Linked DNA regions of Homo sapiens: region 2 is linked to region 1. The links are chromatin loops, found by intact Hi-C in ENCODE. Cell type or tissue: chondrocyte. All regions are shown on one strand. Each heading gives the region's core, and the rest is flanking DNA. Links, peaks and the distances in the headings are about the cores only.

Region 1 (14,866 bases), core at 4,141-12,140:
TTTCAAGAGACCTTTTCCCCCTGACCCATGCCACTGGGGGCAACTCAGGAAAGGAGGGGACGGCGCAGAACTGGGTGGAATTTGGCAGACACTCAGGAATGAAGAGGGTCCTTAGCTCAGGCAGGCTATTAGGTGACTGGGGGATGGGAAATTGCAAGGGGCTTTAGGGAGAGTGTGAGCAGCTGGTGAGCTGGGATGAGGATGCTGCAGAAGAGAACAGAACAGAAACAGTAGACAGAGTGCAGATAAAACATTAGTCCCAGAGGGCTCCAGCCAGCTACATCCCAGGCAATCAGGAGCCCAGGATTGGAGACCCCACCCCTGCTGTGACATCACAGGGGAGTGGAGTGGAGACGAACAAAAAGGGGGTCCCCCGCCCTGGTCCTGGCCTCTTGGAAGCCAGAGTATCAAGAGCAGAGAATCTCACTAGGATTGCATGGCTTAAAGGGACAGGCTCCCCATTCCTCCAACCCCTCTAAGCTGCCCCCTCCAGGTCGTGATCTCGTCTCCCTGTCCTGTAGGACCTCCCTCTCCTGAGGCCACCACTGGGCCCCCTTCTGAGTGTCCCCTGAGCACTCTCTCAGCATGAACTGCATATCCGACTTCTTCACCTATGAGACCACCAAGTCGGTGGTTGTGAAGAGCTGGACCATCGGGATCATCAACCGAGTAGTTCAGCTTCTGATCATCTCCTACTTTGTAGGGTGAGTCTGTGGCCTTTCAGGTTCCTGGCGGGGTGGGCTGCCTGGTATCCCGTCTTCACCCTCCTGCCTCGGTGCTACCATCCAGCTTCCTGAGCTCCTCTGCTCCTGGGGGAAACAGTTTCTTCTGTGGAGCCGAGTCTTAAAGACTGGCCTCTGCCACCCCCACCTAGGGCCTAAATTCACCCAGGTGAATTCTTTTCCCAGTTCGTCCTCCAGGGTTGAGATTGGTTTCAAGACACACGCTCGGAGTAGTAGGGTCCCTGCCCCGGCACTGCCCTCCACCGAGGGAGGGCTCAGGAGCTCCATCTCCACCCTCCCTGCTCTCATCTCCCCAACAAGAGAACAGGCAGACCCCCTCCCACATCTTCGAATTCCCCTCAGTCAAGTCTTCGGGGTCTCAAAAAGACAAGACAGCACAGGAATAGGGAAGGGAAGGCACTGAGACAAGGGGGTGGTGGCAGGTTGATCAAGTTGGTGGCCGGGAGGGAAAGAGAGAACTGGATCTGTTTTAGAATGAGGAATTTCCTTCTGGCATGGATGGGTGAGATGGTGAGAGAGAGAAGGGCAAGGGAGAAGCCCTCTGCTCTTGAAGGGGAGGACAAAGAGGGAACTGCCCCTTGATGAGGAAACAAACAGAGGCCCAAGGGAAGAGTGGCCAAGGAGAAAAGGAGCTTTTCTGAACATAGTGCCGCTCCCTCCCCAGGAATCCAGAAATGCTCCCCTTTGTCAAAAAGTGTAAGTTCCCTACCTCTCCCTGACCCTGTGCCATGTAACCCATCCTAGGAGTTGCTTAAGAGCCAGGAAGGTGCAACCATCCCCTCAGCCCCCACCGCCTGCAAGCACACACCTACACACACACACACACACGCACACAAAGGGCTGTGGAGCAGACAATGGCTGGGGAAGAATGCAGGTCCTGTCCTTCTTGTGGTCATTTCCACACACTGGTGGGCACCAGGAAATACAGGCAGAAACCTCGAAGGTTTTCTTTCCTGGCATGCGGGTCTCCAATCTTATGCTGTTCTTTCAGACAATGGGTCTTTGCATTTGAGGCAGCAATCCACTGACTGTCAGGAGTTAGTTCAAGCAGGTCAAAGGAGAATCCTGTGTGCCTGTGGGCTGAAGCTGCATGCAAACCTGCTTGCTTGAAATGTTGAAGTTTATGCGAGGGTGTGGAGGGAAAGGTGGCTAGATGTGACTTTTTAGGTGATTTTTTGCTCTGTGTGCTGGGCAAGCCCTGGTAGGCTTCAGTGGGCAGGTATTGTAAAAAGGCTGTACCATCCAGTGCTCCTTTGGGAGATTTTAGAAAAGGGATTCAAGCTTTGGAATAGCATTAAATGGCCACAAAGTTCCCTTCCAATGTTGAGGTTTTGTGAGATACGAGGTTTGCAAATGTTCGCTGTCTGCATCTCTAGAGCTTGGCTCAAAGTTGGTTCCTAAATGTTCTGTGTTCACGTGTATATTCAATGCTGTGGTTGTTTATAGCCACAAGATGGTATGTTGGCCCAGGTGAGTGCAAAATCTGGCTCAGCACATTCCCCTTCTGGCCTGGCTCCACTGGCTCCAGGCAGAGATTGATGGGGGAGAGAGTGGGCTCCTAGACCAGCCCGCTCAGCCCCCACTGCCCTTGTCTCTGTCTCATCATGATCAGATAGAATCCTCCAGTCCTCAGGGCTGGAGCCCAGCCTGCTGGAGCGAGTGTGCGAAGCTCTTTAGCATCTTAATTTCCAACCCCATCCATCTCCTAGCCTGACAGCTCCCCACGGGACACTGCCTTCCAGTTACATCAGCGCCCTCTGCAGCCCAGCCCCCTGACCTGAGTCCCATCTCCGTGTATGTGAACCCATGCACGTTGTGACTTCATGAGTCCACCGTCATTAATTTAGCAAAAATGTACCAGCATCTCTGCATGCCAGGCACTGTGGATTGAGGACGGAATGGTGGGCAAAAGCAGACAGGGTCCTCGCCCTCCTGGGGCTTACAGCGGAAGGCAAGAGATGGCATTCATCTGATGATCTCCACAAACGTGAAATGTCAACTGTGGCTTAGAGGTGCACAGTTATAGAGAGCCGCTTCTGTGAAGGTGTTTGGCCCAGTCAGGGAGTAAGGGAAGGTTTTCTGGAGATGTGACATTTTAGCCAAGACCCGAAGGATGAGTAAGAGCAGCCCAGGTGAAAGAGGGAAGGAAGAGAGTTCAGGGCAGAGAAACCCACCTCTGCAAAGGGAAGGAGGCTGGCAAACAGGGGAAAGAAAAGAAGGTCATTGTGGCTGGAGCCGAGGGAGCAGAGATGAGTGAGGGTGGTGTACGGTGGATGGGAACACACACAGAGGCCGGACCTCAGACACCCTTAGAGAGCTTTTGTTTTTACAGGAGATGAATAAACAGAAGCCATGGAAGCATTTTAACCCGTGTGTCTGTGTGCACTTTTGTGTGTGTGTGCACGTGAGTTTGAGAGAGAGAGAGACAGACACGATGAGATCTGAGTTGGGAAGAGCACCTGGGCTGATTCCCTGGAAGTGGAAGGAGTAGGAGTGGGTGCAGGAAAACCTGCTAAGAGGCAGTTTATGCAGAGAGGTGACAGTGGCTTGGACCCAATCGAATTTGAAGGGATTTTTAAGGCTATAGTGTTAATATTTCACTGATACTTCAATCTCTTCCCCATCATCCCAACCAGGTCAACAACCTAGACTCTGCCTAACATGAGTCCATCATTTCTCTGAGAACTTCTCAGCAACACACCACCTGGTCATCTCACATACGCTCTCACCCCCGCCCCTGGCCTCAGCTGCTTGTCTGTGGTTGACACCATTTCATCACTATTTTCCTTTACCCACTCCAGGGCACACAGAGAGGCCTGGACTTACCTGATGTTTCTCACATCTTTTCTGGGTCCACGTGGTAATCCCCACTCACCTCTGTGGAGTGGGACTTCCCGAGAGCCCATCCCCGTTCTGGATCCTTTGGGGACCTGAGAAGTTGAAGGAAATCCCTAGGATCTGAGTCCCTGGAAGCAATAGCCTGTGCTTGGCCTGAGGTTGATTTCCAGGGCCTTCCTGGAGGAAGCTGCCTCCTTGCAAACTAGGAGGCCAGGGACTTCCCAGGCCTTTGATGCCCCATTGTGCTGAAGGGTCACTGGTGGCTGCTGGAGCCTCTGACCCCACCACAGCCCTGCCCTACCTGCCCTGTTCCTCCCCCATACAAGACCCAGTCCACAAACTTGCCATCTGTACAGCCCCATGCTTTGGTTCATAAAATTCAGCCTCATTTCAGATCTTAGGTGGGAGTTCAATACATAAAGCAGGTGAAAGGGAGGAGCTGCTCTGGTTTAAAGAGAAGGGTCTAGAATCCTGCCTTCTTGGCTCTCCACTCCATCCTCTCAGCCCAGGGTATCACTGTGAGGCACCTTGTCAGCACAATTAAGTGACAGATATGGTGGAAAGAGCTGTTATGGTGGGAAGAACTGTTGGGCTGCCCCATCTTTTTTTTTTTTTTTTTTTTTTTTTTTTTGAGACGGAGCCTTGCTCTGTCCCTCAGGCCGGAGTGCAGTGGTGCAATCTCGACTCACTGCAACCTCCGCCTCCTGGGTTGAAGCGACTCTCCTGCCTCAGCCTCCCCGGTAGCTGGGATTACAGGCCTGTGCCACGACGCCCGGCTAATTTTTGTATTTTTAGTAGAGATGGGGTTTCACCATGTTGGCCAGGCTGGTCTCGAACTCCTGACCTCAAGTGATCCACCTGCCTCGGCCTCCCAAAGTGCAGGGATTACAACATGAGTCACCATGCCTGGCTGGATGCCCCATCTGGACCAGTCATCCTGGTCCAGAGAGAGGAGTGACTCTCATTCCTGCCTGCCCTCTCCCCCAATATGGAACGTAGAGCACTTGGTTAGAAGCCTGGCTCTGACACCAACTAGGAGAGGGCCTCCTAAGAGTGACTTTACATCTCTAAGTCTCAGTCCCCATATCTGGAAAATGGATTTAGGAATACCTCCTCCCTGGGAGTTATAGGGAGGGGAGGTAACATATGTCAAGTGCCTTGCGGAGATGGTGACTCAGTAATAGATGGCAACTGCGACTACTTCACAAAGACCCCCCCATCACCCCTCCCCCTTTCCCTCTGCCCAGCTCACACCTTCCTAAGAGACCCCTCTCCTCCTCCCACACACACAGCGTGCACTCTTCACACCCACTCCCCAGCCTCCTCCTTGGCTCCCTGGGGGCGGATGGGAGGGTGCTGGGGCGCGGCTCTGGCCTCTCTCCTGCACATCCCACCTGCCAAGGAGCTGCCACACGCCTTCCGCTCTATAAATAATAAACCATGAATGCGAGAAGAAAATAGTCAGAGCAGCAGAGTAAATGCCAAGAATCGAAGGCTCAGGCCTGCCCTAGCTCCTGAGCCCTGGCCTCCAGAGACAGCCTCAGCCCCTCCGTTCTGGAAATGAAGCATCCCCTTCTTTCTAGCTGCCTTGATGACATCCCGAGGCCCTGTGAGGCCATTGAAATTCTTCCACTTGTTATTTAAGTCAGAGAGAGAATTCTAATGTGGCCTCTCCACCCCACTGGGCACAAGAAGGAGCCTTGAAGGAGGAGGAGGAGGAGGTAGGAGATTGGTTGATTGTTCCTTGGAGTCCTCGGCCCTTTCCTCCTGAGACTTTCCTAAGCCAGGAGATGCTTTCACTGGTGATGGAGCAGGAGCTGGTAGGAAAAGCACAGGGTCCGGTTCAGGGGGCCAGCATGGCCTGGCTTTGAGCTGGGACACAGCTAGAGACCTTCGAGTGAAGAGGCTGTGAGTGGTCTGGAGCACGTTGTCTGGTTAGAGCTGACATACCAGCTTTGCAATCCTGGGCAAGTTAGCACCCTCTCTGTGCCTCAGTTTCCTCATTCATGACATGAAGGTAATAACGAAGCTGTCTCAGTAAGAATGTAGTGAAAGATTCGGCTTAGCAAGTGCCGCATTGGTTATATAATACTAGTCTGAACTCTGCATCTCCAAATGTTCCTGGACTTTAAGGACGCAGGGCAGGGGCCTCAGAAAACCATTTCCTTAGGTCGACACTGAGAAATATGTCTATTCTGTGGCTAGGCACATTGAAGCTCGGTTCCAGAAGGGTGTGTTTAGACCACAGTTTGCACTCTGCGAATGTACAGCCAACAGCCATCTTAGCTGGAAGCAGAGAGCCTAGGCCCCAGACCTCACTCCCTTCACTCTGCAGGGCCCCAGGCTGTGAGCTAATAATGCTCATTTGGGTTTCCTGTGACAGGGAGGCTCCCTTCTCTTCTTCAAGGACGTAATTTGGCAGATGGGATTTCTACGTGAGGCATACTTCCTTGTGAAATCTGAATGAAACCCCTCCCCTTCCAAAAAAAGAAGAAAAGAAAAGTGCTGGGAGATAAAGCAGCACCACAAAGCCCCATAGAAGGCGGTATGCATGAGAGCATTTTACAAGCACGCAAGTCACTCTAAGTGGTGCGTTAATCAGGATGCCGCCTGCCTGCTCTAAAGGAGCAATAGGAAAGCAGGTAACGGGTTTGAAGCCATATGCTGGTGCTTTGACTACACCCTTTCTCTCCTGCTCAAGAAATCATTCAGAATTCAAGCCAGTAATACTACTGAAAAAATGATAAATATGTGAGGTAGTAAATATGATCATTAGCATGACATAATCATTCCACAAGGTATAGGCATATCAAAACACCCACATTGTGCCCCATGAATACGTACAATTATTACTTATCAATAATAAATAGGGCTGGGCATGGTGGATCCCGCCTGTAATCCCAGCACTTTGGGAGGCCAAGGCAGGCAGATCACTTGAGGCCAGGAGTTTGAGACCAGCCTGGCCAACATGGGAAAACCCCGTCTCTACTAAAAACAAAAAAGTTAGCCAGGCGTGGTTGTGCATGCCTGTAGTCCCAGCTACTCAGGAGGCTGAGGCACGAGAATCACTTGAGCCCGGGAGGCAGAGGTTGCAGTGAGCCGAGATGGCGCCAGTGCCTGGGTAACAGAGTGACACTCTGTCTCAAATAATAATAATAAATAGTATTTATTTATCAAAAATTTAAACTTAAATTAGAATAAAAAGAAAAAAAGATTCCAGTGAGCAAAGGAAGACCCATGATGGGGATAACACCAAACCCTCTCACTGAAAACCGAACGAAGAGCCACTTGCAAATATCCGCTGGGGTTTGCAGTAAATAGGATTGTGGTGTCCAAACTATAAGTGGCTGGGACCCCCGGTACGTTCTGGGAGCTGCTGCTGTTTGCATGTTCCAACAGTAGGTGACCCCAGAGATCATTCAGTCCAGCCTCCACCTGAGGAAGGGGCCTCCTCTCAGCACACCTGCCAGGTGAGCAACATGCTGTCCTGGAGTCTTCCCAGACGTGTGGCACGCGTGTGGTGACTTTCCGCAGCAGGCGGTTCTGGGATTGAAGTCCTCGCCCACCTCCTTATAGAATCCTCAGGTCAGCCCAGCTCCTGGCTCTGCAGCTTCCCAGCCTCTAACTCCTACGGCTTTGTCTTCTCTGGGCTACACAGTCTCAAATTCCTTCCACTCACCTTCATCTGGTGTGGTTTTCCAACCTCGTGCCACCCTGGTTAGAAGCAGAAAATGCCCTCACCCAGCATTTCCAAAAGTGTGCTCCTCTGTTCCATGAGACGTCACCAGTATTTCTCCAAGACTGGCTTCTGTGGTCAAATAAGATTGGGAGACAGTGAGGTTAACAAAATGTAACAGATGTATTTGTTTGTTTACATCGTATGTTTCTCGGGGAGGGAGGAGGGTTGCATGGCATTTTCTAAACGTATTTGATGAGGTTTTCTCATCTGTCGAATGGGAATGGTGGCAGCATCTACCTCCCAGTGTGCCATCAGGAATAAAGGCAATCTTGCCAAAGGCTGGAAGTGTGGGATTAAGTGAGGCTGAGCGGGGACTTCAGCCTTGAGGGCTGTGATTGGCGATTTCAAATGGAAAGGCAGGCACTTTATAGGAAAGCAGAGGCACGAGTTGCCAGCAGGTATTTGCAGGCCCTTTTGCTCGAGGCCAGGAAAGTCTGAGAAGGAAGATAGGGATGGAAAAAGGGAAGGCCTCATCCACGTGGTCCCATTATGGCTTAAAGCTGTAGGAAGGCGCCAGTACAGGTAAATGACCACTGGGTGGCAGCACAATCCAGGGAATAAGATCAGACTCTTCCCTCCCTCCTCCCCCAGCCCCCCCACCTTCAACCGAGCTCCTTTACCTGCCAGGTAAAAGCTCAGCCGCTGTCCCCCGCTTCCTCCTCTGTTCTCATCTGACACCTGGGCAGATAGATTCTGCCAAGCACCGAGCTCCCAAGGACCTTTATTGATTTGTTTACTGAGCTACTTTGTGTTGGACACTTAGGGTACAGCCGTGGGCCAAGGCTGGAATGCATGGGAGCAGAGGCCTGGGATCCTCTGTCCTTCTGTCTCCTGGGTGCCTGCCAGAGAAGTGGCCCCCATCAGCAGCATGGAATGACTTTGAGCCATGCATTCTCAATGGGGCCATATGGCCCCCAAGGAGGTGAAAATTGGTTCTCACTCTTTTTATGCATAAAGCACAAATTTGCATACAGTACATAAACAGATATCTGTGATATCAAAGTTTCATGGAGGGGGGGACCACTAGGGGAGAAAATGTCTAGAAAGGCACCTGAGGGGCAGTAATGGGACAAAAGGTGGAGAAACGCTATTCTAAGTCAACCAAGGGCTCACTCTAGGTCTCACGCCTCTGGAAGGAACCATCCGCACACCCTGCCAGGCATGGCCAAGTGTTGGCAGGAAGGTGACCTCTCCCAGCTTCTGTCTGCTGGGTCTATGGACTCCTCTCTTTCTCTTCATTTATGCTCTCCTGCCCCAGGTGGGTTTTCTTGCACGAGAAGGCTTACCAGGTACGGGACACAGCCATTGAGTCCTCGGTGGTAACCAAGGTGAAGGGCTCCGGACTCTACGCCAACAGAGTCATGGATGTGTCTGATTACGTGACGCCACCTCAGGTATGGTACCCCTACCCAGAGAGGCATGTGGATGTCCAGACACTGGGCAGGTTGGAAGGGAGAAAGCGAGCAAAGAGTGCCAATGGGATTCCCAAACTAGAATCCATGATGTCACTGATCCAGAGGACCTCTCCCCCAGCAGCTGAGAGCTGTGTGAGAGCTTGGGCCTGCGGTGCTGGGCATCAGGAAAGCTGGGTTCCTCTCCAGGCTCTGCCACAACTTGTAATGCAATCAAGGACAACACACATGGGAGAAGGGGGCCATGTGGGTGGCTGCAAAGAGCCAGCTCTGCCCCTCACCAGCCCTGTGACCTTGGCCAAGTCACTAGACACAAGCCTTGCTTTCCTCATCTGTAGAGTGGGGATAATCAGTTATAGTCCCTGTCTCACTGATTGGGACTGTTGGATGTTTTTCTCTCCCTTCTTCTCCTCCCAAGGGCACCTCGGTCTTTGTCATCATCACCAAGATGATTGTTACTGAAAATCAGATGCAAGGATTCTGCCCAGAGGTGAGGGGAGGACAGAGGTTGGGTGAAGCAGGTCAAGGCTGAAAATGTTGGTGGGAGTGGGAGCAGTGGCAGGGAGGTATGAGCAGAGGCCCCAAGTCTGACCTTGCAACTGGGACCTGGGACCTCCACCCTCCTGAGGCTGTTGGTTATGGGGAGGTCGAGGGAGTCGCGGAGCTCACCAGGCCAGGACAGTGTCCTTCACCAACCTGTGACCCGTCTGCCCACAGAGTGAGGAGAAATACCGCTGTGTATCAGACAGCCAGTGCGGGCCTGAGCGCTTGCCAGGTGGGGGTGAGTCCAGCCCCTTACCCACCCCACAATCCCAAGTGTTAGTGGGACCCATGGGGGAGAGCCCGTCGTTGGAGAGGGAGTGGGAACCAGCCTGTTCCATGTCATTCTGCTGGCATTTACAGTTGCTCCCTGGGTGCCACACCCAGTGGGTGCTACAAAGGTGGCATGGCCCCTGCCCCCAGAGGAGTTCCCAGTCTAGGATGGTGGTGACAGACAGGGGTGCTTGAAGTGGCCTGTGCTGTCCAGGAGGTACAAAAGACTGTTGAGCCTGGGGGAGGGGGAGAGATTGCTTCTGGGTGAGCAGTACCCAAAGGCTTCCTTGAGGTGGTGACATTTGGGATGGTCCCTGAAGATGAATAGGATTTGGCAGGACAGAGGGGGCTTCAAAAAGTTCATTCCAGACAGAAGGAACAGCTGCAGCACAGACTCAGAGGCAAGGAAGGAAGCACAAGAAGAAGAGGTGTCCTCAGGGTTGCTGGGGCTCGGAGCACATGAAAGGAAGGCTGTCACCTCCCTTTGGCTGGGTCTGGGGCTCAGGAGAAGCAGCAGGAGAGAAGTCAGCTCCCTTTTCCCTGCCTGCTCTTTTCCCCCACTTGCCAGGGTCCCTGATGGGGGGAAGGGAAGAGGGAGGAAGGAAAGGGAGAGGAGCAAAGGGCAGGCAGCCACCCAGCAGCTGTGGCTCTCACTTTAGGGATCCTCACTGGCCGCTGCGTGAACTACAGCTCTGTGCTCCGGACCTGTGAGATCCAGGGCTGGTGCCCCACGGAGGTGGACACAGTGGAAACGTAAGGCTCCAAGCCAGACAGGAGGAGACAGGCCCCCACCTCAGCTCCCCTTTGCCCATGTGGGAGCCGTGCGTCTCTGAGCTTGAGGAGGGTCTGTGGCTTTCTCCAGTGTTGTCCCTTCCTGGTGTGGGGGGTGGCCTCAGGCCCAGGGTATCATCTTCCCCAGCCCACCCACCTGCCTCCTCCTCCTGCTGTGACACTCAGGCACAGACAGCCCCTTCCTATAGCCCACTCTCAAAGTGCCCTTTATCTATAAGAGGTCTCCCTTTGGAGGCATCCACCAGGAAAGGTCGCCCTCAGGTGAAAGCCTTCATTTCCCCCTCTTCTTCCTGGAAAGCTAAGGCCTCCTGTGCTCACCCACAGGCCCATCATGATGGAAGCTGAGAACTTCACTATTTTCATCAAGAACAGCATCCGTTTCCCCCTCTTCAACTTTGAGAAGTGAGTCCCCACTCCTTCCCTAAAGCCAAGATGCAGGCACCCCCGGCCCTGCCAACCTGTTTTCAGGGAAGTGGAGATGCCCCCTCGCCACAGTTCTTCCCACTTTCGCTCCACTGACCCATCTCCCTGGGCCTACCATTCCCAATCTCCCAGCGGGCCTTGGCCACTGAGGATCAGGTGAACTTTGGGGTCAGTTTCTCTGCCAGCCTCCCCACCTTGGGGCTCAGACCCAAACGGGAGTTTTGCTTGGGGTAGGAGAGGGACAACTTAGGCCTAGTCGTGGGTCAAGGATGCCTTCAACGGTTGAAACCCTTTCGGTCTCGTCCCATTCTTTTTCCCCACATCTAGCCCATGTGTGGAAATCCCTTTTCTCTTAGTCAGTTCAGCCCCCCTTCATTGACTTACTCATTCCACAGCTACTCAGTGGGCATTGGCCATGTGCAGAGGGCAATGCCAGTCACTACAGAAGTGCACTAGGCCAGGCGCAGTGACAAATGCCTGTAATCCCTGCACTTTGGGAGGCCGAGAAGGGTGGATCACGAGGTCAGGAGTTTGCGACCAGCCTGGCCAACATGGTGAAACCCTGTCTGTACCAAAAAAAAAAAAAAAAAATTAGCCAGGCGCCGTGGCACACCCCTGTAATCCCAGCTACTTGGGAGACTGAGGCAGGAGAATCGCTTGAACCTGGGAGGCAGAGGTTGCAGTGAGCCGAGATCATGCCACCGCGCTCCAGCCTGGGCAACAGACCGAGACTCCGTCTCAAAAAAAAAAAAATGCACAGAGTAACCAAGAATGATTCCTGCCCTCTCGAACTCCCAGCCTGGCAGCTGGAGATTAGTCACCGACATACATCACCCTGATACACAGGGAAGGCGGTGATGGGGCACCAGAAAGATGCAGGGAAAGGAAAGAGGGGAGGGAGATGGCGAGGTCCAGATGAAGGCTGAGGGCTCAGATCCCCCCTAGGCCTGGGCTCCGGAAGGCGGGGAGAGATTGCACAAGACGATCTTCCCATGAACCCTGGGCTGACCTCTCTCTCTGCTCCTCCCCAGGGGAAACCTCCTTCCCAACCTGACAGCCAGGGACATGAAGACCTGCCGCTTCCACCCGGACAAGGACCCTTTCTGCCCCATCTTGCGGGTAGGGGACGTGGTCAAGTTTGCGGGGCAGGATTTTGCCAAACTGGCGCGCACGGTGAGGACCTAGCCATTCTTCCGCGACCCCAAACTCCCCACCTTCAGCCCTTTCCCAGATTTCAGGGCCCTTTGGCCGGCACTGGCCAGGAGCCGCCGCGAGACAGCGCCACCTGGTGGAAGCATCCCAGGCCGCCACTGGCTTTGTGCCTGAATCCTTTCTGCTTTCCCCGCGCAGAGCGATCTTGCCCCCCGCCTCCGCCGAGTCCACCTTCCTCAAGCCTCAGTTTCCCACTCCCATCTTCACACTTCACCTCAGGCAAAGGCCTTAGATCTGTAATAAGCCCCAAACGACGGGAAAGTAGACCTGTGGCCACTTTCTCCTGTGTTGTAGCTAAAGCACTGAAGATCCCAAAATTAGGACTCAGAGGCTCCAATGTTCGCATCCGAGCCACAACCTTTTTTTTTTTTTTTTTTTTTGAGACAGAGTCTCGATCTGTCTCCCAGGCTAGAGTGCATGGCGCGATTTCGGCTCACTGCAACCTCCGCCTCCCAGGTTCACGCCATTCTCCTGCCTCAGCTTCCGGAGTAGCTGGGACCAAGCCCGGCTAATTTTTGGTATTTTTAGTAGAGTCAGGGGTTCGCCGTGTTAGCCAGGATGGTCTCGATCTCCTGACCTCGTGATCCGCCCGCCTCGGCCTCCCAAAGTGCTGGGATTACAGGCGTGAATCACCGCACCCGGCCACCACAGCACTTCTTTACTGAGCAGTATATGACATGTCACTTTCCGTTCTCCCTGCCTCCGTCTCCCACCTGGAGGATGGGAGGAAATCATTTGTCACCACCTCCACCCCACCCCCACCCTGGCCCAGAGCAGGGAGTCAGAGGGCGAGGGGAAAGCTCATACCCGGCCCGTTTCTTCAGGGGGGAGTTCTGGGCATTAAGATCGGCTGGGTGTGCGACTTGGACAAGGCCTGGGACCAGTGCATCCCCAAATACTCCTTCACCCGGCTCGACAGCGTTTCTGAGAAAAGCAGCGTGTCCCCAGGCTACAACTTCAGGTAATTCCCTGTCTCCTGGGACACCAGGAGAAGAAGGTGCGGGCTGTTAACGGCAATGTTTATTGGGGAGACAAGATCCCACATCCATCCACCCACCCCTGGCCCCAAGTCCCACCTCAGGTTTCATTTCAAATCAGGAAGGACTCTCTAACAGCCATTAGGATCTAGCTGGTTGTCCTGGGAGACAGTGTCTCCTTATCACTGAAGGGGACCACGCCAAGGATTCCTGCTGCAGGTCAGTAGTTAGAAGAGAGGGCCAAGGTCTCTTGAAATGCTAGGGTTCTGCGATTCTTTGCCTGTTCCTAACACTGGCCTGAAACTGTGACGTGCTTAAGTGACTTCCAGATAGGCCCATTCCCTGCCCTGGGCCTGAATTTTCTAAGGTTTCTCGCTCTACAAAGTAAGGGTGATAACTGGTATCATTTTACATTTTACAAGATGGCAACTTTGCATTTCTCTCCGCAAACGTGTGTCACCAGTAGCAATTATAATTGTCTCTGGTTCTTCAATGCCTCTCCAAACAAGAACTCAGACCAGTCTTTAAATATCATCCCAATGGCTTTGAGACTTCAGGGATCTTTTCGGGTTTTGTTTTGTTTTGTTTTTCCATTTTGAAGAAAGGGAGAGAGGAATTAGAGGACAAACTGTTTGGAAGCAACTGAAAGCGCTTGAACAAGCCATTTGTCTTCTCCCATCCTAATTTCCCCACCTATGAAATTGTGATAGTACCACTGTGATCTTCAGGATTCAATTAACCAATGTGTGAAAAGCTTCAGCTTTCTGTTTTGTTTCTCTCTTCTTTTTTTTCTGAATCATTCATTTATTGATTCATCCATTAAACACATACCAATTGTCTACTACGTGCTGAGGACCGTACTCAGTTATCTTAGGTTAGCAGTTCTCAAAGTGTAGACTACAAGGTCAACACTACTTATTAAAGGTTTTGTTTTCTTTTTAATTGATAAATAACAATTGCATATATATGGGATACAATGTGATGTTTTGATACATGTATACATTGTGGATTTCCCCCAGTTTTTGAAGATCCTGAAGTTTCTGGCAGGGCCCTGTTTAAGTACACAGCATTATACACTAAACAGCTTAAATAGAACAAATAGGGAGTGACCAGGGGAAAAAAATACATAAGAATATATTTCATTTACATTTGAACATAAGAATGTATATTTGAATATATTCAAATAAATGTTACTCAAATTTCCTTTGTTGAGGTGGTATTCTCTGATACAATGGCATACGTAAGCCAAAAATAATCATTTCACCTTTTAAAATTGTTAATTTATAACTTAAAAAAATAATCACCCACCCCATTAAGCTTTATATTTAATAGTTTAAAATATACATGTATATTCTCTGGAAAGAAGAATCTTTAAAAATTGAAGTACTTTCATCATCAACTCCAAACTTTAAAAAAACCATAGGAAACAACACATATTTTAAAGTAGGTTAAAAATACTGTGCGGCTCACTGGCAGAAATTGGCATATTTATTCAGTTGGTATATCACACTGAGATCAATACAAAGGATATTTGTATGGTGGCTTAAAATAGTAACATATTAATAAAATTCTCATGATCTAAAATGCAAGTTTTCATCTTCATAACTTCCCTTTGGCCATTGGGAATTCTTTAATCCTCCAAATAACTCATTTGGCAGAAAAGCTTATGAAGAATGTGAATATTATAAAGACCCCCAACTACTGATATCGTACAGTTTTAGAACAGCATCTCTCATCTAAATAAGAATTGGTCTGGAGTTCTTTATCTCCAATTTATTGCACTGTGGCTGCCTTCCCTCCCTCCCCACCTGAGCACAGAAGGATGCGGGATAGACCTGGTCCTAAATAAGCTTGGAGGGTATTTGGGGAGGCAGGACGGAATATCCCCAAAGACCCTGCCTGCATAATTCCCAGAGG
Region 2 (14,035 bases), core at 6,036-14,035, 110 kb after region 1:
CCTGTCCTTATGCACCACCCGGTACCAGCTCCCTTAATCTCACAACCACCTTAGAAAATATGTGTTATCCCTCTTCTAGAAACAAGGAAATAAAGTCCTAGAGAGGCGAGGGAACTTGGGCTCAGTGAAGCCACTGAAATATATCTTGACTGAAAAACTATCTCTGAAACCATCACCAACTACTGGTCAGAGAAAGGAGAAGATAACATCTTCTACTGAAAAAAGAAAAAGAGAGGGAGTACCTAGGTCCCAAAGGTGTGTGGAAGCGGCATTCAGACCTTGACATCTTAAGCTCTCCCACCTGGGTCCACTGATGCTGAGCCTGGATGTATTAGGCTGTTCTTGCATCGCTGTAGAGAAATACCTGAGACTGGGTAATTTATCAAGAAAATAAGCCTCCTGGCTGGGCACGGTGTCTCACGCCTGTAATCCCAGTACTTTGGGAGGCTGAGGTGGGTGGATCACCTGAGGTTGGGAGTTCTAGACCAGCCTGGCCAACATGGCGAAACCCTGTCTCTACTAAAAATACAAAAATTAGCCAGGTGTGGTGCGGGCGCCTGTAATCCCAGCTACTCGGGAGGCTGAGGCAGGAGAAATGCTTGAACCTGGGAGGCAGAGGTTGCAGTAAGCCGAGATTGTACCACTGCACTCCAGCCTGGGCAACAGAGCCAGACTCCATCTCAAAAAAAAAAAGAAGAAAGAGAGAGAGACAGAGAGAGAGTCAGAGAGAGAAGAAGAAGAAAAAGAAGGAGGAGGAGGAGAAGAAAGAAGAAAGAAAAAAGAAAGAAAGAAGGAAAAGAAAAGACAAGAAGGAAGGGAAAGAGAGAAAGAGAAAGGAAGAAACAAAGAGAAAGAAAGGAAGAAAAGAAAGGAAGGAAGGGAAAGAAAGAAAGAGAAAAGAAAGAAAGAAGGAAAAGAAAAGAAGGAAGGGAAAGAGAGAGAGAAAGAGAAAGAAAGAAGAAAAAGAAGGAAGGGAAAGAGAGAAAGAGAGAAAGAAAGAAAGAGAAAGAAAGAGAAAAAGAAAGAGAAAGAAAGAAGGAAAGAAAGAAAGAAAGAAAGAAAGAAAGAAAGAAAGAAAGAAAGAAAGAAAGAAGGAAAGAAAGAAAGAAAGAAAAAGCAAGCAAGCAAGCAAGCAAGCCTCCTACCCATTAACGGAGTGCCTAGCGGGGCTGATGTGGTCATGTCGGTGAGAGGCAACACTGGGAGAAGTTAGAATTCTCCATGATCTCTGTTACTCATATTCCCAAACCTCTCAAATTAGCCTGAGGCTCATGGTTCTGCAGGCTATACAGAAAGCATGGCGCCAGCATCTGCTCAGCTTCTGGGAGGCCTCAGGAAGTTTTACTCATGGCAGAAGGTGAAGCAGGAGTAGGCGTGTCACATGGCCAGAGCCGAAGCAGAAGAGCAAAAGAGAGTTGGTGGACAGAGGTGCCACACACCCTTTTTTTTTTTTTTTTTTGAGACGGAGTTTGGCTCTTGTTGCCCAAGCTGGAGTGCAGTGGTGCGATATCTCAGCTCACTGCAACCTCCGCCTCCCGGGTTCAAGCGATTCTTCTGCCTCCACCTCCCAAGTAGCTGGGATTTCAGGCATGCGCCACCACGTCCGGCTAATTTTTGTATTTTTGGTAGAGACAGGGTTTTGCCATGTTGGCCAAGCTGGTCTCAAACTCCCGACCTCAGGTGATCCACCCGCCTCGGCCTCCCAAAGTGCTGGGATTACAGGCATGAGCCACCATGCCAGGCCCCACACACCTTTTAAACAACCAGATTTCATCCATCGGGAAGTGCCTGTGGGGCTGGTGTGGACATGTGGGTGAAGGTGGCACTGGGAGAAGTTAGGATTCTCCATGACCTCTGTTACTCATATTCCCACACTCCTCAAATTAGCCTGAGTCTCGAGGACAGTCTGATGGCTGGGCAAACCCTGCGGCAAACCATTCCCCAGCCCTGCCCTCTCAACCAGAGTCCTTCCGATACATGATTCTGGGCAGCTGTTGTTACCCGTGTCCTCCATGTTCTTCCAGAGATATCCATGCATGCATTGGCATATGTGTATAATTATTATATCTATATTTCATCCCACAAGCTTTTGACATCAATAGTAGCATATTATTAAATTGTTCTGTACATTATTTTATTAACTTGGTATCTCTGGTACTGCTCAATATAAGAACATATAGACCTGGCCAGGCACAGTGGCTCACATCTGTAATCCCAGCATTTTGGGAGGCTGAGATGGGTGGATCACTTGAGGTCAGGAGTTCGAAACCAGCCTGGCCATCATGGTGAAACCCCCATTTCTACTAAAAATACAAAAATTAGCCAGGTGTGGTGGCAGGCGCCTGTAATCCCAGCTACTTGGGAGGCTGAGGCAGGAGAATTGCTTGAACCTGGGAGGCAGATGTTGCAGTAAGCCGAGATCACGCCACTGCACTCCAGGGTAGGCAACAAAGCGAGACTCTGTCTCAATAAAAAAAAAAAAGGAATGTATAGACCTTCTTTATTCTTTTTGATGGCTGTAGGTGGATGTTCTAAAATTTGTGTAACCAATCTCCTATTGATAATATTTAAGTTATGTCTTCAGCATCATATGAAACTTACAAACAAGGTTGCATTGACTATCCATCTGTAAATGTCTTTTTGAACATTTCTAGAATAATTGCAGGATAAACTCCTAAAATGAGAATTTCTGGGTCAAAGAGGATATGCATTTTACATTTAATAGATATTTGTCAAATTGTCTTCCAAAGTGGTCGTACCAATTAACACCCCGACCTGTAATGAATGAGAGTGCCTTTTTTCCCCACACCCTGGAGAGATGAAAAATTTATGGGCCCACTTTGGAGTGCATGGTGGAGGAAGCTGTTGGCCGTTATATAACCCTCGTCATTAATAAGCCTGGGGGTGGGGGGGGAGAAAGAGAGGTTAGTTAGTGGGTGCAAACATACAATTAGATAGAAGTAATAAGTTCTAATGTTCGATAGCAGAGGAGGGTGACTATAGTTAACAACAATGTATTGTATATTTCAAAATAGCTAGAATGGAGGACTTAAAATATTCCAACACATAGAAATAATAAATGCTTGTCTGCGGCCATGCCACCCTGAATGTGCCAGATCTTGTTTGTTCTTGGAAGCTAAGCAGGGTTGAACCTGGTTAGTATTTGGATGGGAGAAATGATAAATGCTTGAGGTGATAGATATCCTAAATACCCTGTCGAACATTATACATTCTATATATGTAACAAAATATCACACGTATCCCATAAATATGTACAAATATAATGTATCAGTAAAGAGAGGGCTGGGCACGGTGGCTCACATCTGTAATCCCAGCAATTTGGCAGGCCAGGGTGGGAGGATAGCTTGAGGCCAGGAGTTCAAGATCAGCCTGGGCAACATAGCGAGACTCTGTCTCCACAAAAAATAAAAATAAAAACGAATTAGCCAGGCGTGGTGATGCATGCTTATAGTCCCAGCTACTTGGGAGGCTGATGCAGGAGGATTGCTTGAGCCCAGGAGTTTGAGGCTGCAGTGAGCCTACGACTGCACCACTGCACTCTCCAGCCTAGGCAACAGAGGAAGACCATGTTTCTAAAAGAAATAAATTAAATAAAATAAATAAAAATAAAAAGACTGAAAAGCAGAGTGGTAAGAGAAAGGACTTTGGGGCTCAACAGTACTAGCCTTGAACCCTGGCTGTTACTTACCCATCGTGTGATAAGCAAATGCCTTAACCCCTGTGTGCCTCACTTTCTTAACATATAAAATAGAAGTAAAAATCATACCCACTTCAAGGGTCATTATAAAAAGCCAATAGAGATAATGTATATAAAGCTTCTGGAATAATGCCTGGCACACAGTAGGAGTTTAATAACTGGAAATTCATTGTTGTAGTGGGCAGCCTTCTGAATCTGTGTCCTCTTTGTCCACTAATGGCTTTGATCTGGATTTGGCTCAGGCAAGACCTGGGGAAGGGCAGAGACTGAGGGCAACTGGAGGTATAGGGTGGTCTGAGCTTCCCCAGCAGAGTGAGGCTGGGAAAGGTCTGGGAGACAGACCAGGCAGGTGCTGATAAGACCGGAATGGGAGGCTGGAGCATAAGGCAGTTCAGTTTTTCCCAAAGGGGGGTGTACAAAACGATCTCGTATGACTCCTTTATACTGTTAATGTTTTCATTTTATCGCGCACTGAAAAACAAAACCAACATATTTAATGAATGATTCCAAGGGGATTCTTGCTTTTACAAAAAATGCTAAAGTAGGCATTCACATGTTTAAAAATTGAGTTGATTTAAATTTTAAAATTACTAAGTCATAGTACATAATGTGTGAGCCACAGCTATCCCCAAAATCATGATAGCGATACATTAATGACTGAAGTTCTTTAAACATCAACATACAATGCCAATTCCAGAATTCAGCTCAAATTCTGCAATTACACAGGCTGGGGTTGAAACCCAGCTTTTTTGCTAACTGTGTAAAATTAGGCAGGAGGGCTAACCTCGCTGAATCTCAGATGTCTAGTCTGTAAATTGAAGATAATGTTTGTTTTTATCTCACAGAGTTGTTGTGAAGATTCAATAAAATCACAACATGTGAGGATGATCTGGCTGTGACACCTGTCACCCCACTGATCTCCAGAGTTGATTCGGCTGATCAGGCTGGCTGGGCAGGTGTCCCCTTTCTCCCTCACCACTCCGCATGCATTCCTCCCGAAACTGCACACTTGGTCAAAGAGGAAGACCTTTCCTGATAGAGGAGGACCATTCTTCAGTCAAGGGTATATGAGCACCTGTTCTGTCCTGCCAGAATCTCCGAAGGAGCTCTCAGTAAAATCACAAGATTTTATTGTGCATGGTAGCATGAGCCTGTAATCCCAGCTACTCAGGAGGCCGAGCTAGGAGGACTGCTTGAGCCCAGGAGTTTGAGACCAGCCTGCGCAACATAGTGAGACCCTGTCTCAAAAAAAAGAAAGAAAGAAAGAAAAGAATAATAATAGTAATAAATCACCTGTGCAACGTGCTCACTTCTCTCTTTGGAATGTAGTAAGTGTACCTAATAAATGTGATCATTGTAATCATCACAGTGAGCACAGGCTAAAGCATCTTGACTTTATTCTATAAGCAATAAAAGAGGATTTGTTTTTACAGAACTCATTATGTTGTGAAAATAATTTTCCAACATTAACAAAGAACATTCTTCAAGTAAAAGGAAAACCACCCATCATTCTCCCAACCTTCAATAATTTTCAATTTTGCATATTCTCCAGACTTTGTCAACATGAATACTTACTTTACATGGTCGCAATCAGTGTTCATGCAAATTCTTTTATCCTGACTTTTATAAACAAATATGATGTTATAAACCGGTCTCCATGTTTCTGCATATTCTTTATAATTATCATTTTGTGGCTGCATAATATTGCATTGACTATGTTAACTGCAGTTTTCTTAACCATTTCACTGTCTGGGGAAATGGAGGATAATGCCAGGGTCATGCCTGGAGCTTTTTTTTGTCTATTGCATTATATTCTTAAGATCAAATCCCAGCAGTGAGATTAGTCAGTCAAAAAGTAATAATATTTTCAAGGCTCTTGTTATATTTTACTAGATTGTTTTCCAGAGTTTTGCACACTGCTCCCAGAGATGTAGGAACACAGACGTCATCCAACCTTGCCAGTGCTGGGTGATGGTGTTTATAAACTTCTGCTAATTTAATAAGTATGAAATGCTATCCTCACACGGCTTTCATTTCTATCTCTTTGATCATTAACAGGTTGAACTATTTTCCAAGTATTTGTTTACTCTCTGCATACCCTCTTGGGTGAAGTAGTCATCCACTTCCTTCACCTGTTTATCTGTTGAAGTCTTGAGGCTTGTTTTATAAATGTGAGCGAGCACTTCAGAGTCAATAGACATTAATTGCTTCCAGCCAGATTTGGCCACTGAGGCTCCTGAGCAGGGGAATGCATGATCAAAACTACACCCTGGACAGATTAAATTAATTGGAGAAAATGGGCTGAGAGGCAGAGATATGTGTCACTGGCCTACTGTGTTTGATCCTATAGTGGGGGCCTGAACTGGGGCAACGGCCTGAGTCCCCCACTACCAGTAGCAGGAGGCTCCATGTGTCCCCCATATTAGAGCTTGCGGCACTTCCATTTGCCCCACCTCCTACAATACCCCACATACATGTACTCACTCTCCCTTGCAAATCTAGTGGCTTCAACCCACAGAATTTAAGGGGAAAGGAATTGTTCTGTCCTGTTCACTTACTGCAGAAATGAGAAAAGCGTTGTTCACATGGGATCACCTAATGAAGGGATGCCATCCCCAACGGTGCCTATAAGGAAATGGGGGAGGGTTGGAGAGTTGTGCAAAATGCAACAGGGAATCATCAGAGTCTCTTGCCCCATGATAGAGGGTTCTCAAATTAAGAGAGTCTACAGCAACTAATCTCACGGCCACTCTAGGCAGGGCTTCCCAATGCTTCCCCAACCCCACCTCCATCCTAGACTTTACCCACTCTGCTGAACACAGATGTTACCCATAGCACCTTGCACCATGATTGTTTGATTAGCACCTCCCACAGTAGACTGTGTTTCTGATAGGTCAGCAACATTTGCTGAGCACCTACTCTGCAGGGCTGTGCCAGGTGCACAAAATAAACAAAGCCAAAGACAACATGGACCCTGAACTCAGCAAGTTCAGAGTCAAGTGGGATAGGGAGGCTCTCTTCACTGGAAGGTAACTCCAAGAAACAATGGGACTCAACTTTCTAACCAAGAGAACTCCAGGGAGCTAAAATTCTGACTTCTGGTTAAGACTGGTGTGGAGCTTCATTAAAGAAGAAAAGATTCACCCAGACTTGAGTTCATAGCCTGGCTTTGCAGCTTTTAAGTCATGTAACCTTTGATGAAGTTATGTGACCTCTCCACCCAGCTGCCCCTAACACTTGCAGGGGCAGGGCTGGAGTGCAAAGGGAGGCACTGGTACCACAGCCTGGGAGGCACCACCCCACTAGTGCAAGCCGGGCAACCTCTGCCCCCAAGGCATCCCTAGCCTCCCAACTGCAAGCATCAATCTTGCACTTGGAAAGGAACCTCACCTTTGAAATCTAGGTTCAAATTTAGAATGATCCAGCTCCTTGAAGTTCTATACAGAAATACAGCCAGCAGCCAGGCCCGGTGGCTCACGCCTGTAATCCCAGCACTTTGGGAGGCTGAGGTGGGTGGATCACTTGAGGACAGAAGTTCGAGACCAGCCTGACCAACATGGTGAAACCCCGTTTCTACTAAAAATACAAAATTAGCCAGGCATGGTGGTACACGCCTGTAATCCCAGCTACTTGGGAGGCTGAGGCAGGAGAATTGCTTGAACCCAGGAGGCAGAGGTTGAAGTGAGCCAAGATCGTGCCATTGCACTCCAGCCTGGGCAACAAGAGCGAAACTCCATCTCAAAAAAAAACAAAACACACGCAGCTTCCCTCCACTTCCCAACCACAGCTCCATCTCAGACAACAAGGGGCCTCATGTCCATGCACATGAATATCCAACCAACATGTCTAAGGCCCAACCACACCCTCTCCAAACATCTGCCCCTTGGCCACCCTTTGGCCATGGGTTCATGCACTGGCAGAAAGGTAGTTCAGAGAAGAAGCCCACAAAGGGCCGGGAAGTCCACTTGGGCTTTTTGAGATTCCAGGGTCCAGGATAACCTAAGTGTGGTCTAGAAGAGAGATGCAGCTTCTGGGAGGCACATTCCTTGGTCTTAGGGACTTCTTGCCCCCATGGAGGGAAACTGGCTAGATGAGGGCCAAAGCAGAGCCCTCTAAAGCACAGGGCTCAGGGAAGGACTCTTTTTGACCAGATCTAAGAGCAGCACTACCTCTCTGAGCCTGTTTCTCCATCTGTAAGAAGGGGACATTAATAGACTCTCCCCGCTAGAGTTACTCTACATCAGCCAGCACACGTAAGTTCATGACATGAAGCAAGGGCTTAATATATACCCGTTGTACTATAAATAATAGGCCAGGCCTGGTGGCTCACACTTGTAACCCCAGCACTTTGGGAGGCCGAGGAGGATGGATCACAAGGTCAGGAGTTTGAGATCAGCCTGGTGAAACCTCATCTCTACCAAAAATACAAAAATTGGCCGGGTGTGGTGGCGTGCACCTGTAGTCCCAGCTACTTGGGAGGCTGAGGCAGGAGAATTGCTTGAACCCGGGAGGCAGAGTTTGCAGTGAGCCAAGATCTCACCATTGCATTCCAGCCTGGGTGACAGAGCAAGACTGCATCTCAAAATAAATAAATACACACATACATACATACATACATACATACATACATACATACATACATACAATACATGGACAGGGACCCTAAAAATGAGACAGGGAAAGAGAAAAACATGTTCTGACAACCTTGCCCTTTATACTAATTTAGGTTTTCTTGCCTGTTTTAGAAAGGGCCTGGACAGGAGCCCTGTTCCCCTCAGGCCAGGCAGAACAAGGTGTGGAACTCACTGTGGAAGGGTTCTGGGTGACAAGTGCAGCCCCGTCCCTCCACCTCCCAGCACAGTAGGCAGCACGTGTCTCCATTGACTGGCTCAGGAGCAGGCCTGGTGACCAGTGGGAGAGCTGAGGAGCCCAGGGTGGGGTCTGAAGGAATCCCTAGAAAATCTGATTTTCCCCCAGGGCCCACATCACGTGCCCAGAGCTGGGAAAGTGGAGGCAGCATGGGATCTAGCTGAGAGGCTCCATTTTTGGTAGCTTCTAGTTTGGGAGTCACAGAGACACCTGGATGATACGAAGATGTAGCTTTGCAGGACTCTCTAGAACATGGAGTCCAAGATATTCCCTTCAATGATGGGACACTGAAGCCCACAGAGGAGAGGTCTGTCCCAGTTACTCAGCCATTCGGAGGCAGAGACCAGGCTAGAACTCAGGACTTTTAATTTGGACCAGGATTCCTTTTACCACAGTGGGCAGCCCTAGCAAGTGCCAGGTAGGGTGGAACTGTGAAGGTCATCCGAGGGGTAGTACACGTGGGTAGGAAGTCATATCTAAGAACTGACCCCCAGACCTGGCTCTGCCACTCACTCCTTATGAGACCACAGGTGCTGGGTGCAGTGGTTCACACCTGCAATCCCAGCACTTTGGGAGGCCAAGGCAGGCAGATTGCTTGATTCCAGGAGTTCGAGACCAGCCTGGGAAACATAGTGAGACCCCCACCTCTACCAAAATTAGCCAGGCGTGGTGGTGTCTGCCTGTAGTCCCAGCTACTTGGGAGGCTGAGGTGGGAGGACTGCTTGAGCCTGGGAGGCGGAGGTTGCGGTGAGCCAGGATCATGCCACTGCACACCAGCCTGGATGACAGAGTGAGACAGAATGACACACTGTCTCAAAATAAATAAATAAATGACAGCAGATCATCATTTTTCTTTCTGCCTCTAGACTGCAATGCCTATTTCTCCAGGTAGTCACTAGGATAAAAGTAAAAATAATATTATCAGCATTTACCAAATACAGGGTCAGCTACTCTGTTATGTTCTTTCATGCTTTGTTTCTTTTAAGCCTCAAACAACTCTATGAGCTGGGAACAAGTATCGTCCTTCTTCCTCCCATCTTATTTATTTATTTATCTATGTATTTATCTATCTATTCATTTATTTATTTATTTTGAGACAAGGTCCTTCTAAGTCACCAGGGATGGCCTCAAACTTGAGCTAGGAACTAGTGTCACCACCCCCCAATTTCTTTTATTGATTGATTGATTGATTGACTGACTGGTTAATTTTGAGGCAGGGGTCTCGCTAAGTCGACAGGGCTGGTCTTGAACTCCTAGTCTTAAGCAATCCGCCCGCCTCAGCCTCCCAAATTGCTGGGATTACCAACACGAGCCACCATGCCCAGCCCCTCCCATCTTCTGAATAGGAAAACTGGGGTTTGAAAAGGTAAGCGACTTGCCCAAGGTCCCCTCCCTAGCTAGAGAGCTTCAGAGCCAGGGCACAAACCCATCAAAGCCTGTGCTCTCGCCCATTGAGCCACCGGACCTCGTACACTAACCGCCAAGTGTTCTACACAGTGAAGGTGACAAAGAGGTGAAGGGAAGAGCCAGGGAGGTTCTGTGGACTCACTCGGTGGGTATGCCCAGAGGGAAGGGGGATCTTGGGTGGCACATTGAGAGTAGCTGCGCTGTTAGTAAGTGAGAACTCGGAAGTCCAGACTCATCCAGTCTGTGCCAATAAACCCCTCCTTCTACCTGGTCTCCTTTCCAAAGCCAGCTGTTCTCCAGACAATGGGGTGGGCGGGGGCGGGTGTCCTCCTCCTTCTCAGGGAAAATCCGACGCTGAGCCCATCTCCAGAGATCTTGGCTTCCCGTGGGGCTGCAGATCCACCTAGAGCCACCAGAGGGCGGGCCAGCACTGCGGCCAAGGCTTGAAGACCCAGCACACCAAAGCCCGGCCAAGCCTCCAGCCCAGTGTCCAAGAGTCCAGCCAGAGGCCGAGTCCTCGATCTCAAAATGTCTAACTGCAGAAGCCCAACTCATGTTCAGGCATGATGTGTCTGATTCTACTGGGACAATCATTGCCACCAAAGAATTACTGCCAAAATAGTAACGACATTAGCTACCTACCACCCCTCCACACACCAACACACCTCATTTTACCAAGCACTTTCTCATGCCTGGGGTGCCTGGAGACTTAATGCAGCCTCGCGATGACCGGGTAGCCTCACCGTACAGATGAGGAAACTGAGGCACAAGGAAGGGGAGTACATTGTCTAGGGTCACCTGGAGAACTCTGATCTCCAGACTCAAATTTCCAATTCGTCCCCCCTCCCCCCAACCCTAACCGGAGCTAGGTGGGGTGGGGACAGCAAATGTGGATGGGGGGAGGTAAGAGGGGTCAGAGTGCTCTACAGAGAAGACCAAATGCATTGTGGCACCTACTGTAAAATGAGACCAGCCAGCCACCCACCCACCAGCCAGCCACCTAAAAGTCTTCAGTGGGCACCTGCTGGAAACACGACAATGGATGACACGAGTTCCCTGCCCTCAAAAAGCTGGTAGTCTAGTTGGGGGTGGAGGGGGTGAGTCAGCAGATAATTATGGGAAACCGTGACACCTGTATAAGGGGCGGGGATGAGCAGAGGGGCTGCGACTGCCTGGAGCCAGGGATTCCCGGACGGGGCTTCCCTTTCCTCGCAGCTCGTCCCAGGAGGAGGAGCTCCCCCCCAGCTTCGGGGTTCCGCCTGCCTTGGGGGCCCGGGGTCCCCTCCCACCCCTCCCCGAAGAGCGCGGGCCCCGGGAACCGATGACAGCACACCTGAGTCAGCCCGCCGCCCACCCGCCCCTCAGCGTCTGTCTCCGCATCTTGTGATATTTCGCTCCCCGGGAGCCAGCCCCACTGCGCTCCGGAGGCAGCTCGGCAAACAAACCCAGCGACAGATTGTGCCGCGGCTCATTCCGGGGAAGGACGCCAAACCCCACCCTGCTACCCCCAACACTCCCTCCCCGCCGCCGCCTCCAGGCCCTCCCCCCAGGCGCAGGCCCTAGTCGGGGTGGGTCCTGGGGAAACGCAGGGTCCTGTCCTGCCTCCTGGAAATAGGGGGAGCCCTGGGTGAGGGAAGACGGGAGCCCCAGAGACTTTTCTTTCTGTTTCTACCTGATCCGAAAACGAGAGGGGCGGGAAAGGAAATTTAGGGGCACAGAGAGGAGCTGGGGGGCCGAGAAGGTCCGAAAATGGAACCAGCAGGGGGCACCCGAGAGCCGAGGTGCCCACGGGCCGGGAGCCTGGGAATGAAACTGGGGAAGAGGGGGAGAGAAAGGGAGGCAGAGACACCGAGACACACAGAGACGAGAGACAGAGACGCAGGGAGCCCCGCGGGGAGGAGGAGAGAGACGAAGACACAGAGAGACAGTGAGAAAGACAGAAGACCGGGCAGGGAAACAGACGAGTAGAGACAGAAAAGGTCCGAGAGAGAGTGAGGGAGGGAGGGAACAGAGAGACAGAGACCACGAAATATGAGTAAGAGTCGGGGGAGAAAACCAGAGAAATCGAATGAGAACGCGAGAAGAACGAGAGACCGTGGAGGGAGCAGAGAATGAATGGGAAGAATAAGACCAACATTTATCAAGAGCCGACTGTATGCCAGGCACTGCATTGGACCCTGGCACGGATAGGAAAGGAGGAGCCGCGGCGCGGGCAGCGGGGCGAGGGGCTTCTGTGCTCGCGGGAGCGGCAGCCCAGGGGGCTCAGCAGCCCCGGCACCGCCGCACCTGAGGCTCCAGCAGCCCCAACCCCGCCAGCGCTGCCTGGCCACCGTACCCGAAGCGGCTCCCCCGAGGGCCCCGAGCCTATCCTACGCCGGGGCGGCTCCGCGGACGCGCCGGGCCGAGTCAAGACCTGGGTCAACCGCCCTGCAGCCTTTGTAGGGAAGTGCCTAGGTGATGGGTCTGCTGATACCGCCTGTGACCAGGCCATGAAGGGCCAGAGGGGCTCCAGTGAGACCATAATCCGCCCCTCTTTAAAAGGGGGTAGAGGAAGTTCACGCGAAGCCAACAGTCTTCTCCCCAGCTTTGGGTCCTCTCCTGCACCCCCGCGGGAGATAAGGTCTCCCCTCCCGGACACATCATACATACACAAAAAAACGCACACACTCGCACGCGCGCCCATCTCGCACCCGCTTGTAAATGCACTAAGGGGCATACACACACCGGGCACATATTTCTTTCCACCCATCCCCAAGATCGCAAGCGCAAAACCTCGCACAGCCTCACGTTTCCCACCAGCTCAGACATGCACGCTGGCGGACTTTCAGCGGCTCACCCGTGTGCACACTCACGTGCCCCCCCCCCCGCTTCCCCAAGCCCGTACAAAGGGTAACGGGCAAGCATCCTGAGTCACACCTGCACAAGCATCCTTGCGCGCACGTGCACGCTCATATGCACTCGATCTTGCACGCACAAACTCTTGCATATACTATTCTTATAGTCGCACACTGGGCTTGAGGTCTGGGAGTGGAAGGAAAAGTGGAATCTTGGAGCTGTCCCAGGGGACAGAAATGCTGGAGGCTGGGACACTGGCGCGAGGGACGCGGCTGGGGGCGGGGGAGGGGGTGACCCAGAAGCTCATCTTCTCCTGGAAAGTTGGGAGGGGGGAACAGGACAAGTCCACGGCGTTCCTCTAAACTACCGCATTCCCCCAAGAAGGGATTTCTCTAGAAGAGTGGCGCCGCGAGGACGATCGAACACAGTCCTCCGGGTCGCTTAAGCGGGGGGGAGGGGGGCGGGGTGGAGGGGGTTAGAAAGCCGCTCCCGCCTCCTAGTGGTCGAGAAAGGGTTAAGTCGGCAAGCCAGCAAACGAGGGAGGAGCCAGCGAGTGCGGGAAGGAGTGGGGGTGGTTGGGAAGAGCTTCCTCGCTGTCCCCACTCTCCCTCGGCTAGCAGCCTGGGCACACGGACAGACGGACTGACGGACTCTCGAGCGGACAGCGCAGCTAGCGGGGCGCGGGCGCTGGGCGTCGACGGCCAGCCCCAGCCTTCCCCGCCCCGTCGCGCCCCGCCCCGTCCCGTCGGGGCCGATGGCTCCTCCCGAGGCCCGCAGCCCGGGCGGCGCAGGGTAGAGCGCCGCGGCCCGGCCACGCAGCCCGGGGACTCCCGGGCCCTCCCGGAGCCCCGCGGGGTCCCCGCCGTGCATCCGGCGGGCTCAGGGAGCGAGTGGGAGCGCCCTCCCCCCGCTGCCCCCTCCCCCGAGCATCGAGACAAGATGCTGCCCGGGCTCAGGCGCCTGCTGCAAGGTAAGAACGCCAGCGGCGGGAGAGCGGAGGGCATCCTGGGGAGAGAAGCAGGGCGTCCCCTCTTTCAGGGATTGAGGGTGGGGCAGTTGGGGAGGTGGGGTAACCTGGGGAAGGGGAAAAGCTCAGCGCTGGGGCCGCGCCCCCGCCGCCAGGGCTGTTCTCAGCAGGAGGGCACTTGGCTGGGAGCCCGCGGGCGCGTGCGAGGAGCTCGTGACCGAGGTGGGACGCAGGGGGCA

Evidence for each region. Hi-C counts contacts between places; a loop is a spot of excess contacts. Peaks named below come from ENCODE experiments on the same cell type or tissue, not always from the same donor. Only the 100,000 strongest peaks of a DNase experiment are listed, where the experiment ranks them.
Region 2: it touches region 1 in a loop (2.9-fold over the local background); 51 of 110 quality-filtered maps call a loop at or near these places.

Annotation. Positions count from the first base shown.
Region 1 is chr11:57,337,966-57,352,831 of GRCh38, forward strand. P2RX3 (purinergic receptor P2X 3) reads left to right here and starts at 387. Exons shown (of 12, transcript NM_002559.5): 1 at 387-704; 2 at 8,579-8,714; 3 at 9,151-9,222; 4 at 9,450-9,513; 5 at 10,205-10,298; 6 at 10,662-10,739; 7 at 11,792-11,933; 8 at 12,797-12,933. The coding sequence starts at 586. RefSeq lists an enhancer at 11,864-12,363. In chondrocyte, for the core only: CTCF peaks have their summits at 7,848 (motif pointing right), 8,113 and 12,046 (motif pointing left); DNase peaks (open chromatin) are centred at 10,274 and 11,946.
Region 2 is chr11:57,447,098-57,461,132 of GRCh38, forward strand. RTN4RL2 (reticulon 4 receptor like 2) reads left to right here and starts at 13,431. Exons shown (of 3, transcript NM_178570.3): 1 at 13,431-13,799. The coding sequence starts at 13,769. It also overlaps the pseudogene RNA5SP341 and the pseudogene RN7SKP259. RefSeq lists silencers at 12,279-12,338, 13,438-13,707. In chondrocyte, for the core only: CTCF peaks have their summits at 10,414 (motif pointing right), 11,716 (motif pointing right), 11,923, 13,351 (motif pointing left) and 1 weaker place; a DNase peak (open chromatin) is centred at 10,431.